Regions from separate parts of the Homo sapiens genome. Here region 2 is linked to region 1. A link is a loop called in an ENCODE intact Hi-C map of the cell type or tissue named here. Cell type or tissue: GM12878. All regions are shown on one strand. Links, peaks and the distances in the headings refer to the core of each region. The heading gives the core; the rest is flanking DNA.

Region 1 (10,511 bases), core at 1,947-6,946:
CCATATGATGAACTTTAAATTTCCCAGTAGCCACGTTAGGAGATAAGAAAGAAACAGTTCACCTGGTTAGATAGATGGTGAAGAAAATGAGAAAAGAACAGATTTCGGAATTATTTTTAATGTATTTTATTTAACCCAGTATATTAAAATATCATTCCAACATGTAATCAATATAAAGATTACTAGTGAGATATTTTACTTTTTTTTAAACATATGAAGTCTTTGAGATCTGGTGTATGATTTACTCCTAATGCACATCTCAATTTGATGTTGAATTTTTGTTGGAAATATTTGATCTGTATTTAGATTATAAAATTTAGAGTCAAAAAAGTAGATTCACATACCACATTTGTTCCAGTTATACTTAAAAGTTTTTCAATAACTGAGTCAAACATGTTTTAAAATCTGAATTAAAAATTAATTTAAATTAATATTAAAAATTCAATTCTTTCTTCACCCTAAACATATTTCAAATGCCAATAGCCTTGTGCAGCTGGCAGCTACTGTATTTAACAGCACAGATATGGATGTTGAGAGAAGACTTTTCTACCTTTAATACTTAAATAATCAAGGTGATATGTAATTACAAAAAGAATTTTGTTCTTCTTTTGTATAGGATGGTTTTGTGCTACAGACTAGCTAGAGCTTCACTGTCTAATAGAACTTTCTGTGATGAAAATGTGCAATGTTGGCACAGTCCAGTCCAGTAAAGGTAGTCACTAGCCCTACATAGCTTTTTTTCTTTTTAATTTTTTTGAGACAAGATCTCTCTTTGTTGCCCAGCGTGGAGTGTGATGTGCAATCACTGCTCACTGCAGCCTCAACTTCCAAGTCTCAAGCAATCCTCCCACCTCAGTCTCCCAAGTAACTGGGACTAGAGGTGTGTACCATCGTGCCCTGCTAATTTTTAAATTTTTTGTAGAGATAGGATTTTGCTTAAGTAATCCTCCTGCCTCAACCTCCCAAAGTGTTGGGATTACATGTGGGAGCCCTTGGGCCTGGCCACCTACGTAGCTTTTGAAGACTTGAAATGTGGCAAGTACAACTAGGAACTGAATTTTAATCTTGTTTATTTCAAGTGTGAGTAGCTACATAGGGCTAGTGGCTGTCGTACTCAACTAGAGACTCATAAAGGAGCCACAATTTGAATTAGTTTAGGCAGTGAGAAAATGATTAAGACATTAGGAGAATAGCTTAGACCAGTGGTTTTCAAACATTACTGCACACTGGAATTATAGGGGGATTTTTAAAAAAACCTCTGATTGTCTGCCACTCCCACACATTCTGGTTTAATTGATGGAGATGACCTAGTCATTCGGAGTTTACAAAGCTCCCCAGGTGATTGTGATGTATAACAAATTTGGGAACAGATCTATGCTTGTATTATAAATTCTCCACAAATCTATTTCCTTGCTATTCATATTATATGTAAGTTTGCTAGGAACAAGAACAAATAAAGAAGGAACCACATCAATACCTTGTGTTTGCTAGATTCCTAAGACTACTACATATATACTCTTAATTGATCATACCCTGTGCATTAGATGGGGTAGAAATGATCCCACTTGGCTAACAAAAAGAGATTCAAAGGTTAGTTGACTTGCTGAAGGTCACATAGCTGGGGGGTGATGGAGTCCTGTCTTAAACCTGGATCTCATGTTTCTGCCACCACATAAGCAGAGAAATGTAGCGTATCCAGCTTCCTCCAATTCGTGGCTTGTTTTCTCTCTCTTCATAATAGAGCCCTTGTGCTTGGATTTATAAAGAATGTTTCTTTTGATATTTAGGGGGAAAAAATCTCATTAACAATTGGATGTTTGTAGTCCAACAGATTCGTTATCCTCTAAGGGGCACTGTGTTGGGTGTTAGCAGTTCTCTGCTCTCTTCCTGGTACAACATATGATCTTGGTGACCTTGGGTTAGCCAGTTAGCACGTCGGATTTCTAGTTGTTAGAAGAGGAGTTATCAAACCTGTTTGTTCTATCTCTTAAAGGATTGTTGTCAAAAAATATCATTGCTTTGTAATGGAGACCAACATTTATACTTCTGCAGTTATACTTGCTCCTGAAATAAATTTTTTTCTTACCTTTTTGAAATAATAGTTTTTAAAATTGAGCCATTTTCATATGTTAGACATGAATTAATTCAACCCTCACAACAGCCCTGGGAGATAGGGCCTATTACCCTTCTCTTGGTGATGAAGAAATCAAGGTTCAGTGACTTGCTGAAGGTCACACATCTTATTAGAGACAGAGCTGGGATTAGAACCAAGGTGGTTTTGCTTCAAAGCCTATGGTATTATCTGCTCCAGAGAACTAAATCATACCCTTGTGGCCTGAGTGCAATTTGCCTTTAATAGGATGTTTACTGCCTTCTGCATTACTGGTACCAAGGGGTGGCAAGATTTCACTAGTGACTTTGAAGTTCCCCTCTTAGACTTGTAATAGATGGTGGATATTTCCTCAGTCTTAGATAAAATAAAAGCATCTTCAGAAAATATTGCTACTCATGTGTCTCAAATTTAGGAGCAGTGAGCTTGCCATGCAAAGGTAGCTTTCAGACCATCCCCTTTCCCTCTCCCCTAGTTTTTCTAATAGGTATCCTAGAGCTCCCGGTACTACTCAGCCAGGATTTAATTTGAAATGAGTTAGTTTATAATGAATTGAATGTTGTTTTTTTTTCTCCCTGGCTTTTCCCATTTGGAGAAAAACACTTCAAACCTAGAACAGGTATCTGCTTTGTTTGATGGTTAATTTTCTTTCTTCCTTTGTGTGTGTGTATGTGTGTGTTTTGAGATGGAGTCTCGCTCTATCACCCAAGCTGGAGTGCAATGGTGCAGTCTTGGCTCACTGCAACCTCTGACTCGCAGGTTCAAGCGATTCTCCTGCCTCAGTCTCCTGAGTAGCTGGGTTTACAGGCATATGCAACGATGCCTGGCTAATTTTTTATTTTTTTTGGTATTTTTAGTAGAGACAGGGTTTCACCACGTTGACCAATCTGGTCTTGAACTCCTGACCTCAGGTGATCCGCCGACCTTGGCCTCCCAAAGTGCTGGGATTACAGGTGTGAGCCCCCGCACTCAGCCACTGATGGTTAATTTTCAAATGTATCTTCCTCCTCTGCTTTTCTGTGGGTGCCAACAAATAGAATGGTGGGTTTGTTTGTTATTCTTAACTCCTTTGGCTGGCTTTAAACATGTTCTCTTTTTAGCCTTATTTTTCTAAAAGCTTAGTGCAGAAATTTCTTGTTTGGCTTCCACTCTTCAGGGTGTGATAATTCCCAAGGTCTCTCTCTAGCTCCTCAGGAATGTACCCCCCTGATGGACTGAAATTTGTCCACTCCAGTGAAATTGTTTGGGGGAGAAGGGAGCAGAGTACACGTTCAAGATGTTTTCTCCCAGCATTTGTCTGTTGATGAGCTTTTGTAATTTCCATTTCACTGTCCTTGCCCCAGAGGATAACCTTGGATCTCAGTGTAGACTAGATTGAGTGTAAAATGAGTTAGCACAAATGAAGTGGAAACAGATCAGCGTGTGAGGAGGAGGCTCAGACGCTAAATCCTCTAGTTGGGTAAAGTTGAAAGCATTTTCCTCAGAGCCTCCCTGGGAATGCTTGTCCTATTTCTCAGAGAAATAAGCTACTGTGTGCATGTTGTTGCTGTTGATGCCTTTGACATTTGTGCTTAGCGAAGTGGAGGGTTCTGTGGGGGATACCAAAAAATTGCCCTAATCTCTGTCCTCAGGAATCTTATTGAGAAGGGGAGATGACCTGATTGCTAGACATCCATCTAGCTTCCCTCTGCTAGGCACGAGATGTACAAAGGTTTAAAAAGAGCCATGAATGCTAACTTCTTGGCTTACAGCTTAGCAGGGAACTCAGCCATGACTTGTAATACAGTGGGATCAGTACTACCATGGCAGCATCAACAAGAAACAAGTGCGATCTCATAGCCCTGCGCAAGTAGTGAACTACCAGCAAAGTCGGAGAGGCTTCATAGAGAAGGGGAGTTGAGCAGAGTTCTGAAAAGACTCCCCTCTGACTAGTGGGACAGGGCATTCGTGCAGGCAAGAACACCCTGTGCGAAGGCACTGAGGTGTGAAGCAGCCTGGTGTGTTGGTGAGTGCTCCACAAGAGCCATGTCAGACCTCAATTCAGTGCTATTTTGTGTGTTGCAGGCAGGAGGTTCAAAGGAGCCCGAGAGCAGGAAGGCTGACCAAGCCAGATTTGGAAATACTTGGCTGGGATGTTCCTGGTCAGTGGGCTATTTGGGCAAAGTGGTTAAAGTGGGACAAAGGCACAGGGAAGGAATCCATGGAGGGAAGGGGAGAAATGGCTCCTTTAGTATCTTGAATGAGGCTTTTGGATGTGAGTCCAGGTACAGTGCTATAGTTTAATTGCTTTTGCTTCTGTTTCTTTAAGGATACATTGCACTTAAACCCCAGTAATTATTCCAGATTTTGTTAGTGGATATATCCCCACCCCCCATCTGGCTCAAGCTAAGCAGTTGGCATAAGTAGGGGAACAGAAGGCTCAGAATTGTCCACTGGAAGTACTCGGCTTTTCTTTGGAGAGATCAGGTTTCTTCCATGGGAAAATGATGTCAACACACTTATCTTAGCACTTTGCCTCGAGGGCACCTGTGGGCTTGCGCCTAGAGCAAAGGAAAGGGGTTCCCTAAAACTTCCTTTCTGTTTTGGGAACATGGAGATGTGATAGAATATCCCTGATAAAAGCATCAGTTTATGGTGGAGGTGAGAGTTTATGACCAGGACCAGAAAGTTGCTAGAAAGGTTGCTAAGTGGAGAATTATGGTTGGTTATTTTCAGGAAGCAACTTAATGTTGTGGGAAGAAGCACTGGACTAGGATTTGGGAAATTTGAGGTCTAATCTTGATTTTACCTTAACTAATAAGATGATCTTGATCTTTCTGAGCCATGGTTTCCTAACAGGCAAATAAGGAGACTGGTTAGGAGACTCAAGAGAGCATATAGCAGGTGTGGTAAACCATGCAGCACTTTATAGTGTGAGGACTGTCTGAACCCTGTCACTTGGCGCCTCCATCCGGACACCACGTGTGCCCTCCTGCCCGCTGCGGGGGAGGACATGCCCCTGATGGGTCTGGGCTGCACTGGCCTCTGGGTGACTCATTGGCGTTTTGTAAACCACCTTATCTTTGAAGAAAATGTTTTCCACTACTAGTAAAATTTCTTTCTTTTCTGTCTTTATTTGTTTCTCTTTAAAGTTTTCTTAAACTGAGCTAACTTCAAAGAAGTATCTGGAATTCTCTTCTTCCTCCTTAACCACTTATAGCCCCCTTATCCCCAGTCATCATTGTAGTATATCTAATTGTTGGTGGATATAATGTGGGCCACTTTGGATTTGAGTAGTCAAAATCAGAGCCTGGCTAGTAATTGGGTTTGAAGGAGAGTTGAGCTGAAGTCATCTCATGAAACAAAAATGGCAAAAGACCATCCTATTAACACTGGACTTCCTTTGTCTTCCTTCATAAGATCCCTCAGGCTTTCCTTAGTATTAAGGAGCAGGGGGAGAAGACGGTGGCATATACTGCCCTTTAAATATGGCATTTCTGAACTTAGCTCTCCTTGTACTTTATCAAGTGAGTTGTCTTCCTCTCTCAACTAGATCCAAAGAAACATGGCAGCCTCTGCAGTCCCCGTGAAGTGCTGTGAGTGGGATGCCAGCAATAAAATCATGTCTTTCTATGGATTTTTGGTTGGTGTTCTAAGGCTTGCCGCTTCTCTTCCTAATAAGCCTGCACCGATTTTGTCCCTGAAGATTTGAGGCTGTGAAATATTCTTCCTTCTTCCTGCCTCCTCCAGTCTGGGAAGCTTCACTTATAGCCAGAGGGCTGAGTGAGGTACAGCTACTCCTACAATGAGGCAAGCCTTAGTGTTCTTGGCTTGCTTCACTGTGTTTCTGACACTGCCTTACCTTAACTCTTGAGTAAGCCCCGTTTCCTGGGCAGAATCTCACTTCTCCTTTCTTGCTGGTCATTTGGCTCTTTTTTTTCTGACAAGAGCTGGATCTTGCTTGTTTACCATCTACCCCAGCACCTTATTCTTTTTTCTTGGAAGTGCCAACATATTCCTCTACGTGCTGAACCTGTTCAGTAATTCTTGTTGGATTGTCATTCCTTTGGCAAACTGAAATGAAACACACAAATCTCAAAATAGATGTAACCAGACTCCTCAAACTTAATAAATACCGTATGTGCTTACACTAGGAATCTTGCTTGTCCCGTTTGTTAACGGGTACTTCACCCCACTCTCCTGCCTCCTGCTTCTTCCCTCGGCCCCTGTTTCCTACAAATCGAAGGCTGACAGAGCTTTTCCCCTGTGAATGCTGCTGACTTTACCAGCAGCTCATCCTGTGTAGTTACGCTGCATCTTTTGATGCCGTGCACTCGTTTGGATAGTATATGCTGTTTAAGGAACTGTCTGTGCTTGTATTATTTTGTTTGTGGAGGATGTAAATGATATAGGGTTAATTCTGATTGCCATCTTCATAGTGAGCTCGCTGTGGACTTTATCAGTATGTACACAGCATATGCATGTGTGCACACAATAGGTTTTGCCATGGAGTGCTTCTTTCTTCCGAGAGCAGGCCTGGTCAACTGTTGATGCAAGCAACAACATTTGTTTATTGAGTTCTTAATCTGCCAGGCACTGTGCTAAGCTATGTGTGTTTTAGCTCATTTAATTGTCAAAATAACTTGGTTAGGTAGGTACTGTTGTCATCATCACCCCATTTTAGGAGGACCTGAAGCATGGAGTTGTTAAGCTACTTGCAAGTGATCAGAAGATCTGGATTTTCAAGCTGGGCAGTTGGCCTCCAGAGCTCAGGCTCTTACCCATTTCTAAATCACTGCTCCTAAGTTGCTAAGGCAAATGATTGAACCAGGAATTGGTTTAGCCCCTGAATGACAAAGCATAGAGTAGTCATGGCTTCAGTGTAGCACTGATACCTTTATTTGAGGGATTCTGAAGAATTCTGACTTTATTACAGCCCTTGAGGCCTTTGATTAAGAAACTAATTCCCCTGATACATAATGAGATTTCTCTCTTGTTTCCTCAAAAGTGAGTGTGTATAGATCTAGGGCTGTGCCGTCCGATACAGGAACCACCAGCCTTTGAGGTTGTGGAGCACTTGAAATGTGGCTAGTGTAACCTAGGAGCAAACAGTTTAAGTTTATTTCAGTTCAATTAATTTACATTTAAAAACACTTCAGTTACTGGAAAACTTTTTCTGTATTTGGAACAACTTGGGTATGTGAACCTGTTTTTTTTTCATTTGTATATTTTATGAAATCTAAACATAAGTGTATCTGCTGAAAATTTAGCATGTGAATTACAATGTGCTGTAAGTAAAAATACACAAGATTTCAAAAGCTTATTTTGCATTTTTTCCCCTACTTCATTAATAATTTTATGTTGGTTACATATTGAAATGATATACCTTATTTAAGCCAGTATATCCAAAACATTATTGAAATCAGTTTCTTCTTTTTACTTTTTAATGTAGCTACTAGAAAATTTAATTCCATATGTGCTTCTCATTTTAATTCTTTTAGACAATGCTGTTTTAGAGCATAGATGTGAATACTCCCCTGTACAACAATACCTTACTGAAGCAAGTGCTCAAAAGATAATTATTGAATAGGTGATTTGAGGGTGGGAGCTGGCTAGAGAACTCATTCAATGGGGAGAGATAATGGAACCTGATTACTTTGTTGAAATTGGTACTTTAGGATATAAATGAAGTAATAATGATGCATAATAGACTCCACATAACATACACAATGCTTTATAGCCCTTTCTGTAAATTACCTCTTTGACTCACAACGTGATAAAATGAAAGTGGAGAAAATTAACATGAGCCAATTACTCTTGTTCAGATTGAGTTTCCTGTTTCTGCCATGAGCTGGAATACACTGACGCTGTTGATTCGTTTTTCTTCCTTTTGGGTGGATTTTGCAATTAAGCATATGAAGCCCTCCAGGACAGGCCTCCTCCTGGCTTCTTTTGCCTTCTTGTCTGCTGCTCACCACTTCCCTTGTCATCTGAGAACCTTTGCATACGTGTCATTTCAGCTCTTCCTGATATCATGTGTAACACCGAGGAGGAAGTCAGTGCCTCTGGAATCAGAATTAAGTCTCTGCATTGCCTTGGGACACCCCATGCCTTGAGAAGTGACACAGCTATTGTCAACACCTCTCATTATCCACCTACTTCTGACTACTTTTCTCTAGCCTCCTTGGCTAGTATCCCTTTTCCCACATGCTCCCTAAATGTTTGTTTGCACCCACAGCTGCACCCGTCTTCTGACTCATGCCATTTCTTTGTTATTCTGCATGTTGCCTGAGCCTTCCTATTCACTCTCAGGACTTCTGCTCCCCCTTGCGTGGCCTGTCCAGTGGTTGTCAAATTGGGGTGGAAATGCTGAACCTCCTGTGTCCTTATGCTCCGCTTGGAGAGGTCATCAATTGAAAATTCTTTGCTTAATTGAGCATGCAATTAAGAGTAAGGAAATACATGTTCTGATCTTTTTCTTCTGCTATGTTTTCTGGTTATAATTTTTTTAAAAAGAAAATAATGTCTCCGTCCTTTAGTTTTCCCACCTTGTAAAATGGGAGCAGTATGTGCATCCTAAGGCTAGTCTGAAGAAGCATTATGCCGTCATAGAGAAACACAGTAATTCTATGGTGTGCCGTATTTGGCTGTATACTGCATTTTAGAGTAGTTAACTACCATTGGATTTGAAATAGTACATGAAACTGAAACACTGCATTTATTAATGAGGGTAATTTATTCCTAGGAAACCTTTTTAAAAATGAATGTCTCCTTTAAGTGTTTGTTGGTTTCCCCTTTCCTGACCATACCCTCCCTGCTTTGTGTCTGTGTTATTTCTTTTAAAATTTCAAATAGATTTGAATAACTTAGCTTAAAAGATAGCCTCTCCCCTCCCTAATAAAGGACAAAGGTGGCTATTTTAGAGGTGGGTGATATTTGAGGCTGAATAATGCAATGTTTACGGCATACACAGGAAGTGGGAAGACCTGGGTTCTGGTTCCATTTCTGCCTTTTCAATCATTTTGTGAGCTGAGCAAGTCCCGTAATCTCAGGTGATGTGTATGTCCCTTAGCACAGGGCCTGTTCTCTAGTAATTGCTCAATAAATATTAACCATTATTATTGGTTGTCTTCTGAGAATATCACTTGAAGATTTAGATGAAAGTATTTGGAAGATTGCTGTCTACGATTTGTCAACCGTGGCTGACAACTAGGACGTGGGAAAGTAGAGAAGAAGCTGATAAAGATGAAAAGCTCATCTATAGAAAGATATTGAAAATTTATTTCTTCTAGATTACAAAATGACATTAGATATTATACCCTATGAGAAAAAATACGCTTAATCAACCCATTTTCCTCTTATGGCCATAATTAGTACATAGTCGCATCAATAAAGATTGACAATATAGCCTTCTCATATTGCCACTTCTAGATCCACTTGTAGGCTTAATTTTGGATCATATGCCGGATTTGAATTGTATTATGGAATCACAGAGATTGTCATGGTGATATGCAGTTCCAGGAAGGAGTGAATCGTATGTTCTGGTTATTACATGAATGAGAGACCTAAGAGCTCAGTTAGCCAATTTAACATCTAGTCAAAGGTACTGTGGCTAAGGGATTAAATATGGTTCTCATTTGAAAGTGGGAGCAGAGCAGGAACTTTGTAGTTGTGTGTTCTTTTAATAAAGGCTATTAATTTAGTTTTTTAAAAAAGAATTGGCCTCCTACCACCAGCTAACTGTCATTGCTGTTCATTTCTGTTAGTATGACCAAGCCCTGTTCTGTGGAAGTGTTACAGAATGTTTGGCTTCACATAAGAGACCTCCCTTTCATGTCTAAAGAGGCAAGGAATGTAATTTTAGGTTGTTTGGAAGATCTAATTTTCAAAGCTGTGTGATTTAAAGAAAAAAAAAAAAAGCAGAAAAGTCCCGTACGCTGTCGTTTGCTTAGTCTTATCTGAGGTGCCCTTACATTTTGCTCTTTGTACCGTTTGAACAGCCAAGGAATATTAGTTTAACTCCTAGGTAATTTGGGACCACGTTTTGTCTTTTGGAAAATGCAGTTACAAATCAGTTTTTTACAAAACAAAGTGAGGCTGTTCAGCCCTTCATTTTGATCCTCTGAGGAGTGAGGCTGTTTAGATTGAGCAAGTAAGATGTATTTATTCTTGACAAAGAAAGCCAAATTATTTACCAGAAAGCTCTTTTAGTTTCCTGTACCTAGCACTTGACTGCAGGGTGCCTTAAAAAAGCAAGGGACCAAAAATAAGCAAAAGAATGAGCTCTCAGTATAGTCCACGTGGGGGTGGGCGTCCGGCGCCTGGTTCTGTAGCAGCCCCACTCCAGAACTGGAGCCAACATTTGTTTCCTTGTGGTTACATTTAGAAACTTTTAACCTTGGCTTCTCACACTCCCTGAACT
Region 2 (10,511 bases), core at 2,953-7,952, 170 kb after region 1:
TCAGATAGTACTGAATCCTATATATACACTGTTTTTTTTCTAGAGATGCATATCTGTTATAAAGTTGAATTTATAAATTAGGCACAGTGAGAGATTCACAATAACTAAAAAATAAAATAGGCCAGGCCTGGTGGCTCACACCTGTAATCCCAGCACTTTGGGAGGCTGAGGCGGGAGGATCACCTGAGGTCAGGAGTTTGAGAGCAGCCTGGCCAACATGGCGAAACCCTGTCTCTACTAAAAATAGGAAAATTAGCTGGGCTAATTTTTGGGTCACAGGCACCTGTAATCCCAGCTACTCGGGAGGCTGAGGCAGGAGAATCGCTTGAACGCAGGAGGTGGAGTTTGTAGTGAGCCAAGATTGTGCCACTGCACTCCACCCTGGGCGACAGAACGAGACTCCATCTCAAAAAAAAAAAAAAAAAAAAAAATAGAGCAGTTAAATAAAACACGTTACTTGAACACAAACACTGCAATAGGCGGCAGTTAACCTGATAACCCAGATGGCTACTAAGTGATTAATGGCAGGTAATGATTACAGCGTGGATCCACTTGACAAAGGGGTGATTCTCGGTCTAGGGTGGATGGGAATGGCACGTGCGAGGTTTTATCATGCTGCTCAGAGTGGTGCGCAATTCAAATCTGATGAATTGTTTATTTCTGGAATTTTCCACTTAGTATTTTTGGATACCTGAAACCTGTGGGTTTCCTGAAACCATGGGAAGTAAACCTGTGGGTAAATAGGAACTACTGTAGAGGAAAGCTGCGAATCATTCTTAGGTGCTTAGAGTCATCCCTATAGTTAAGCATGTGCCCTGGTTGGAAAGTCCTTGAGCCAGTTAAGCATCAATGGACTGGTTCACTAAGGAACAAATGGAATCCTGACCCTCCTCTGGGAATGCTCCAGCCTGTTGGGCGACTGTTACTCAGTTAATGACTCTGGGTGGGAAATCGTCACCTGAGGGGTAAGTGTCTTGTTACCCTTTACTCTTGTACCTAACCCACGTTCCCTTTTGTTTTCAGCTCTTAGATACAAAGTCAACAGACAGAAAGCAAACACTGTTGCACTATATATCCAATGTGGTGAAAGAAAAATATCACCAAGTGTCCCTGTTTTATAATGAGCTTCATTATGTGGAAAAAGCTGCTGCAGGTACTTGATTTCAGCTATTACCGTTCGTCTTGGGTATTTAATGCCTTTAATTGTGGTGGAGCCATTCCCTGCTTAAACACTTTTCAGAACCCATTTAAAAAGCCAAGGCTAAGAAGTCAGACACACTGAGCTGGAACACATCGGCCGTGGTGTTGTCCACCCCTGAGAGCAGAAGAGCACATGGGTGTAAAGGTGATCTCTGTGTCCTTTCTGTAAGACACAGGCCACTGAGCGTCATGTCCCTTCCCTCTTTTATTCACTGCCCTTTTTATTCTGCTGCTATTGTATGAAATGTGAGAATGAGAATCTGAGAATCATCACCCAACAAACACTTTTAATTTGATTTTGTGCCATTCTACTTGCTCAAGTGTGGCAGTTGTAAACATTTTGCCTTTGCCTGGACACTAGTTAAATTATTAGCACTTCTTGGTTGCTACTTTGCTAAGACAGTTATACATTTTGTCATTTAAATCATCTGTGACTCTAAGATAGCTGGGATGTACAAGGTAATAGTATCTCCATTATTATAGGTGAGAAAATTGAGATTTTTCGAGGTTAAATGTCTTGCCCAAAGTCACATGAGTAGAAAGTGATAGAAACAGGACTAGAAACCTGGTCTTACTTCTCATGAAGTGTATTATCCAATGTACCATGTTCCCTCAAAAGCATATTCGATTAGCAAAAGGAATGATATGCAGATTGACCTTACAGTCATTTATAGGCTGTGATTCTCAAATTGTGATATCGAACCATAAGCAGCCAGTGTTTATTATAAATTCAGATTCCTGTGGGGTACCTCAGGCATCTGGAATTTTGGAGGGTGAGGCCTTCTCTAACTCAGCCATGGTAAATGGCTGCTGCTTCTGTGTTCTCACTAAAGAACACTCTGGTCTACCCTCTCGTACAAGATTTCTCATACTGTATTACAACAATTTGCATGTCCATTGCAATCTGTGCTCTTCTTTTTTTTTTTTTTTAGACAGGGTCTTGCTCTGTGGCCCATGCTACAGTGCAGTGACATGATCACAGCTCACTGCAGTCCTGACCTCCCAGGCTGAAACGATCCTCCCACCTCAGCCTCCTGAGGAGCTGGGACCACAGGCACACACCACTATGCCCAGCTAATTTTTAAAATTTTTGTAGAGATGGGGTCTCCCTGTGTTGCCTAGGCTGGTCTTGAATTCCTGGGCTCAAGTGATCCTCTCGCCTCAGCCTCCTAAAGTGCTGGGAGTACAGGTGTGAGTTACCATGCCTGGCCAATCTGTGCACTTCTTAAGGGTATATCAGGTTTTATTTATCTTTCTATTTCTCTCAGCCCCTGAAAATTGGATGTTGGAAATAAATGAATGAACAAGTGAACAAATGAATGAATGAGATGATGCACTGTTACAGGGACAAATGCTGCAGAAGCTGTGGTGGAGACTGAGAGGCAGATGGAGATGACTCTCTGACTATGAAGAACTATATGACGCAGGCTGGATAGACCTAGAGCAAGTTCGGGGCTCACTTAGACAGTAGGCAGAATTTCTGTTCTGACCAAATGATTTTCCTCCTTTTAAGTTTCCCTTTGCCTAAATTAATTACACCTCACAATTCTAATTAAGAAAAATGTTAAAAAGCTATTATAATTTCTACCTGACCAATGGGTACTAATTCATTTTGTTTGGTCCAAATGGTGTCATTTGAAAAACATCGGTGGGGAAAATGGGAGACTGGGTTGCTCCCTGGCAGAACTGTTCTTTCTGTTTGCTCTCTGGTGCCCAGGTTGCCCAACACAGATTCTGTATTCCTTCACTCATGTGTTCACTCACTCCTTCATTTATCCAGTGAACACCTTTGAGTGCCCTCCATGTACTTGGCACTATCATAAGTATTAGAGAATCAAGGATGATAAGACAGTGTGAGTCTACTGAGGGAAAAACCTACTGCACTGTTTTAGTAGGTTGGTGCAAAAGCAACTGTGATTTTGGACCGTGAATTATCAATCATTATAACTAGGCTCAAACATCTTTATTATGGCCGGGTGCGGTAGCTCATGTAATCCTAGCACTTTGGGAGGCTGAGGCGGGCGGATCACTTGAGGTCAGGAGTTTGAGACCAGCGTGGCCAACATAGCGAAACCCTGTCTCTACTAAAAATACAAAAATTAGCTGGGCATGGTGGCACATGCCTGTACTCCCAGCTACTTGGGAGGCTGAGGCAGGAGAATTGCTTGAACCCGGGAGGCAGAGGTTGCAGTGAGCTGAGACTGTACCACTTCACTCCAGCCTGGGTGAAAAGAGCGAGACTCCGTCTCAAAAACAAACAAACAAAATACATCTTTAGTAATCAAAACAGGAACCATTAAGATCAACACATTTTTGCCAATGAGAAATAAGTTTGTTTATTCCTGTAGTGAAAAAAATCTGTGCTTCTAGATTCAACAACTCTTGGAAAGCATTTTCCGCATCCTGCTGGTTGTGGAAGCATTTTCCCTGCAAAAAGTTGTCGAGATGCTTGAAAAAGTGGTAGTCGGTTGGCAAGAGGTCAGGTGAATATGGCGGATGAGGCAAAGCTTCATAGCCCAATTTGTTCAACTTTTCAAGCGTTGGTTGTGCAATGTGCAGTTGGGTGTTGTCGTGGAGAACTGGACCCTTTCTCTTGACCAATGCTAGCTACAGGCGTTGCTGTTTGGGGTGCATCTCATTGATTTGCTGAGCATACTTCTCAGATGTAATGGTTTCGCTGGAATTCAGAAAGCTGTAGTGGATCAGACCAGCAGCAGACCACCAAATGGTGACCATGACTTCTTTTTTTTTTGATGCAAGTTTGGCTTTGGGAAGTGCTTTGGAGCTGCTTCTTGGTCCAACCACTGAGCTGGTCATTGCTGATTCTCATATAAAATCCATTTTTTGTTGCATGTCATAATCTGATTGAGAAATGGTTCGTTGTGTAGAAGAGGAGAAGATGACACTTGAAAGCAACGATTTTTTAAAAAGTTTTCTCTCAGCTTATAAGGCACCCACTTACCAAGCTTTTTCACCTTTCAAATTTGCTTTAAAAGACTGTAGAATGGTTGATGTTGAGTTCTTCAGCAGCTTCTTGTGTGGTTCCAAGAGGATCAGCTTCGATGATTGCTCTCAGTTGGCCATTGTCAACTTCTGATGGCCGGCCACTAAGCTCTTCATCTTCAAGGCTCTCGTGTCCTTTGCAAAACTTCCTGAACCACCAAATGCATTGCCAAATGCATTGTTGATGTTGCGAGTTGTCTTCACTGCTTTACAACCCGTTTTGAACTCAAATAAGAAAATTGCTTGAATTTGCTTTTTGTCTAACGTCATTTCCGTAGTCTAAAATAAATACAAACAGCAAGTTAATACGTCATTAGCAAAAAAAGTGAGAAGTGTGCATTAAAATGATGTATAACATAACCACATTGATTTAAGAATGTATTCCAATATCAAACAGCAGATTTCAGCAAATACTGCAGTTACTTTTGCACCAATAATTTGTCCACGTGCAGAGTTGAGTCAGGCAAGGGGGCCCAGAGCTGGTACTCAACGTCCTAAAGAAGCTGCTCAGGAGGCTGTGGGGGAGTGCCTGCCCCGGGAGGGGCCACACTGCAGACAGAAAGGTTCACACTAAACCTTGCTGAATAGGGAGGGGTTGTTAGCTGTGCAAGGCTGCTTTGGGTCCTAGTAATCAATACAACCTATGGTCAACCGACAAAAGGCTGCCCCCTGCTGGAGAGTCAGAGAAATGCAAAAAGAGTTGTAATCCCAACACTTTGGAAAGTCGGGGCAGGAGTTTGAAGGTGCAGTGAGCTATGATGGAACCACTGCACTCCAGCCTGGATGACATTGTGAAACCTTGTCTCTAAAACACACAAAACCTTAGGCTTGCTGCAGATAAGGACCTCTGAGCCTACGGGCCCACCCATAGGCTATTCTTGTAAGAGAAATGGAATAGTTTTGTGCAAGTGTGGGATTTAGAGTCCACATTTGTTACCTGAACTCCTCTGCCACCTACTAGCAGTGTGACCAAGGGCAGGCCACAGAACCTCTTTATGCTGCTTTTGCTCATTGACAAAATGAGCTAATGATGCAAATGAACTAGTGCATGCAAAGAATGTAATGTAGTGCTTATAATGCTTCTTTGCATTAAAAGATCTCTGTGCCAAAAGCTGGAAGCTAGGTTTAGGGCCCTTGAGTAAGCCTAAGAATCTCCTGAGAACTTGGCCCAGCAGCCAGATTCGCTGTGGTTGTGACTTCCCCATTGAGTTTCACTGGGATGTTCTTTCTCTGCTTTAGTCTCCCTTGAGAATGTTTTGCTGGATGTCAAGGAGCTCCAGAGGGGAATGGACTTGACCAAGAGAGAGTACACCATGCATGACCATAACACGCTGCTGAAGGAGTTCATCCTCAACAATGAGGGGAAGCTGAAGAAGCTGCAGGATGATGCCAAGATCGCACAGGCAAGTATTGGTGCCCCTGAAACCTGTGAAGAGGCTGCATCCATTAAAGCTGCCTGTGGTGCAGGCCCTGTATTTGGGGAGAAATGTTCCATTTCCCTCTGTTTGTGGAGGGTAGCTTTCTTGTTGTAACTATTATTTATTACGGGGGGACCATTCCCAGGGTTATTCTTGGAAGGGCCCCGTCCTCATTGTCCTTTTCTAATCTGGGGCTCTTTACCCTGTCCCCTCCCCCTCCCCTTTCACTTCAATACTCACTCCAGTGTGGGTGCTGTATTCAGTTCAGCCCACATGCGTCAGGCCTGTGCTCGGCAAAGCAGTGTTTCCTGTGTAGTGGGTTTCTGTAGATCTTGTCCTTGAAAATCTTACACTATACTGGGGGTTGCTGATAGATAGGCAGGCCTGCAAAACAGAATGAACAGTACGCTATCAGAAGAGGCAGAGGCAAAGTTGGGGGATGGGGACTCAGAAAGCAGATTCAGTGGAAGGGCCTCTGGTTTGGGGCAATCTTGTATCATGGAAGAGTTCAGGCAGAGACTGAGTGTCCCCTGTGTGAGGCTGTCATAGGGAGTGTTGAAGCAAGGAAGTGGAATTTAGGGTCAGAGTGACCAAGATCCCTTTTGACCTTGTTGGTTTTAAGGGGTTCTGCCACGGCCTTTGGAAACTCCTGTAAGAAAGATTTCCTTGTTTTGTATGTGGGGTGTGTGCGTGTGCATGCATGCATGTATGCCTGTGTGTAGAAGTGGCAGGAGGTCCTGCAGATGAATTCCTGTGCCCCACTATTGCATTCCTCGGATTGCCTCTGCTGAGGCGTTTGGAGGAAACACGGAGGCGTTAGGCAATCTTGGGAGGTAAGGGAGGTGCAGCAACGCAAGGCCATGGGAGCCTCTGTCTTGTGGCTGCTGCTTTGCATCAGCGTTCCCCCTAGAGCATCCAGTTCAAATGCCTAACTAATGAAACTCAAGAAAAATTTGCTTCTTCACAGGATGCCTTTGATGATGTTGTGAAGTATTTTGGAGAAAACCCCAAGACAACACCACCCTCTGTCTTCTTTCCTGTCTTTGTCCGGTTTGTGAAAGCATATAAGGTATATGTTAAGGCCCTCCTTGCCCTTATTTCTCAAGCAATTGCCCTCCTTGAGATGTGTCTGAGTCCCAACTCTCTGCAGAGGCCTCCCAGTTCCTGTGGACAGCAGATCTGGGTGGCATTCACGAGATAGCAGTCCCTAGCTCTGTGGAGGCTGAGGGACATTATGGTCCCTTTCTCCACCTAGCCAGTCCTCTGCCTCAGCCAGAAAACAAAGCTCTTGGCAGCCCCCTTGGGGCAAGGGAGATGCTCAAAGACATTGCTGCCCCATTGACTGTTCACCTAGGCAGGCAAGGTGAAGTACTTGAAAATCCAGGCCTCTTGTGGAATTCTTTAATGGGTAGAAGTGAGCTGTGGGCTGTGGTGAAGGTGCATGATACAGCTGAAGTTAAGGAGAGCCTGCTTGTGTAAGTCATAGCACAGGGCTTAGGACCTCTTAGACCAGCATTTCTCTAGTATGGACTAAAGGATGGTGCTTTTAAGGATGGGCACTCTCTGTTTCTTTGTGTGGATCAGTAAGTGGCCCTTCCTTTAAATGGGAGGCCCTCTTGGACATAATCCAGGGCTGTGGTCTTGAAAAAGCCTATGACGCAAAGAGACATGTATCAGAAGGATTTGTCCATTTGAGAAATTACAAGAAGGCTGTTAGAAGATTTTAGCTGACCTTGGCAACACCTCAATCTATATCCTCCAGGCGTATCTTCATGTAGCACTGATAACACTGGTGGAGGTAGGAGGAATGTTTATTGCAGAGGGGAGGAGGGATGTGGCAGGGTTCTCCACACTTTTGAGAAGTCCTGTTGGAAATAGGGGGACACTTCCCTAACACCACTAGGGGCTGAAGGCTCTGGAAAATCATTATTGGGCCTTTTACTAAAACTCAGAAAGTCAAAATATTCTTAGCCCATCTTCCCTCAGCATGGCTTAATGTAGCAGTAGAGCTATAAGCTGCTGGTAGAAGGAACGTCTGTGGCAGTCAGGGTGAACAGAAACACAGCACAAACTCCGTGTGCCAGACTCAGGATTTGCTCGTGATGAGAAGGCTGCGGGCCACCAACTGCTGCCGTCTGCAGTGCTTGGTAGCCCAAGCCCACTGGCTGGCTGTGTTTATGTGCTGTAGAGATAGTCTGCGATGGCCCTTGTCATGTGCTGTGCCATTTTTTTCACATAAAAACATGTAAGTCTAAGGTCAAAAGAGAAAATATATTTTAAAATCGGCTAAGACAGGTTGGGAAGTGGCTGGGGTTTGTCTCAAAGCCTGAGGCATCAGCAGGGATATGCGTGGAGCAGAGGAAAAAAGAAGCTGCCCTTGGTGGTCTGGGCTGTGTTGGAGGTCCCAGCCTGTCCATCAGCGTGCTCCTTCCACCTCACTGTTCCTCCCTGTGATTTTTCACAGCTGATTCAGTGAAGCATGTGCCAGGCAGTGATGTGACTGCCAGGATGTTTTTCTTGCCCTATACGTGATGAATAGCCTCCTAGCCTGGCACTCACCTAGGGACTTTGTAGGCAGAGGTTGGGGTTTTAGGACATCATCCCTCTCATATAGACCAAAATGAAAACAAAAGCAATGGAGACCCAAATGTAAACTTTATTACTGATAACAGCTGGGCTGGAGGATGTGGTGTCTGTGACCTTCTGCTTCAGCTGCAAATTAGGTAGATGACCTGTCCATCAGTTCACAGCTTGACAACTAGAGGTCTCTTCGGGGAGGCCGGCTTCAAAAGAAAGAGTGCCCAAGAGGGCTGAGCTGAGGTGAGCCTATTCACTTTCTTCTAGATTCATCAGACTAGTCACACTGCCTTCCTTGGGAAGGAGCAAGGCATGGGAGAGTCCAAGAGTGTCACTCTGGTGAGGCCCCGAAAAGAAATGAGGGTTTTCCCCTAACAATAGGCAGAAGGCAGAAGAATCTTAGATCCTGCTATCAGAGGAACTCTAGGTAGGCAGACTGTCTCTGAAAGGAAAACAAAATCACTGAGCACAGCTGCCAGGATGGTAGGTGCCCACCAGTGTGTGGGACAGAGACTAAGAGAAAGTTCAAACAGGGAGCGATCATCAGGAAAGGACTTCTGGATGAATTGAATCTCAGCTCCCAGCTTTTAAAGAGATGTGACAGGTAGCGAAGCCCAGAAGCAGAGCTAAATACAGGCATAAAGTGTAGATCTTCTCAACCTTCCATTTATTGTAATTCTCAACTCACTAAGGATGCTTGAAGAATGACTTTAAAAAATCTTGGCTGCTCTCATTTCCATTAACATCATCTTTCTGGTTCTTTTGATTTACCCAGCAAGCAGAAGAGGAAAATGAGCTGAGGAAAAAGCAGGAACAAGCTCTCATGGAAAAACTCCTAGAGCAAGAAGCTCTGATGGAGCAGCAGGATCCAAAGGTAAGAAGTGCCGCACTCATGAGACAGGTCCGTGAGGAGAGGCTGAGAGGGCTCTTCAGAGCAAGCCATACAAAGGACCAGCAAGCCAGGTGTGCCCAGGATCCTGACCACTTCCTTCTGGTGCCTGGACACTTGGCAAATGGAAATATGCTCATTGATTACTTTGTTCTGCAACCACTGGAATGAGGCTAAGAGCATGTTTGTGTAGCATATCCAAGCGTATAGACATCTGGAACTTAGTTGGATATACAGAGAGGCCACACCAGATGACCCAGTGACCAGAGGGCTTAGCATCCAGAGAAGGCTTTATGCAGATGCCCATTGGTGCTGGCCTTGATAGCTGGAGGGACTTGCTAGCAGGAATGGAGGGAACATTTCATGGAGGGCAACCTCGTTAGTAGGTAAAGAGCATAAAGGCTGGCAGTCCAAAGTTTTCTTCATTGTGATCCTTGGCAACACAGTTTAAGACATCTATGGTCATTACCAGTTGCCTCTTGTTGCCGTAGACTCCAGCCTTCTTGTTGCTGCCAGGTGAAGTTTTGTGTGTTCGTCAGTGGAAGTTTTTGTTTCCTTCCCAGAAGCTTGAGTTCTCTGCAACTGAGCAGAATGTGGGATGTGTGTGTGTTTTTGGCCGAAGCTGCTTATTAGTAACATAATGCTCAGGCACATTTTGGATTTTCACAAACTCCTAATGGGTGCTGGCCTCACTAATCTCTGCCCTTCTTTCTTCTCAGTCTCCTTCTCATAAATCAAAGAGGCAGCAGCAAGAGTTAATTGCAGAATTAAGAAGACGACAAGTTAAAGATAACAGACATGTATATGAGGGAAAAGATGGTGCCATTGAAGATATTATCACAGGTAAAAGATATTTCTTCACTGTGGCCCATGGAGATCCCACTGGCCTCACCTAGACTGGGATGCATGCAGATTTTGCAGCTTCTTTTGTCCAGGGTTGTCAAGTTCATTAGTTGACTTTATTCACACCCAGAGTGATGCAGAGAGGCTTTGAAGTCCATTTACAGCAGCATGTATACTGCCCCAATACTCTGCATTGGAACCCTGTAAGTTTCAGCAGAGCTCCTTCATTTAAAGGATTTCCATTGTTATTGATATGTCATCATGCTCCATTTTTTTTTTCCTCGTGGCCACACCTAGCCACCTGCCTGATTAATAAACACTGTGGACAAGACCCATTCAGCAATGTACTAATCACAGTCCATGGATGCTCTTTAAGAGCCTCTTTACTCATTCAAAGTAACTGAAGTCAGTAGGTACTTTAATTTGGGTGAGCCAACAGGCTTCCAGCCCAGGGTTGGGAACTGGTTTTATCAGCCAAGAATTGTGTTAACCCAGCCTGGTTCCTGTCTGATTGAATTAGCATAATGCTATCTCCTCGAACCAATTCTCCCAAATTTCTGTACTTCCTTTTACAGATCAGA

What was found. A loop is a pair of places that touch in the nucleus more often than their neighbours do. Peaks named below come from ENCODE experiments on the same cell type or tissue, not always from the same donor. Only the 100,000 strongest peaks of a DNase experiment are listed, where the experiment ranks them.
Region 2: it touches region 1 in a loop (2.4-fold over the local background); 5 of 110 quality-filtered maps call a loop at or near these places.

What each region holds. Positions count from the first base shown.
Region 1 is chr2:152,461,159-152,471,669 of GRCh38, forward strand. All of the region lies in intron 1 of FMNL2 (formin like 2), which reads left to right. Among named protein-coding and RNA genes, the nearest start is that of FMNL2, 130 kb to the left of the region's middle. In GM12878, for the core only: a CTCF peak has its summit at 5,060; DNase peaks (open chromatin) are centred at 5,003, 5,983, 6,443 and 6,843; H3K4me3 peaks cover 988 bases; H3K27ac peaks cover 1,233 bases.
Region 2 is chr2:152,630,985-152,641,495 of GRCh38, forward strand. It overlaps FMNL2 (formin like 2), which reads left to right. Exons shown (of 26, transcript NM_052905.4): 21 at 1,024-1,153; 22 at 5,443-5,606; 23 at 6,589-6,690; 24 at 8,974-9,072; 25 at 9,807-9,930. Among named protein-coding and RNA genes, the nearest start is that of PRPF40A, 81 kb to the right of the region's middle. In GM12878, for the core only: a CTCF peak has its summit at 4,877 (motif pointing left); a DNase peak (open chromatin) is centred at 4,837.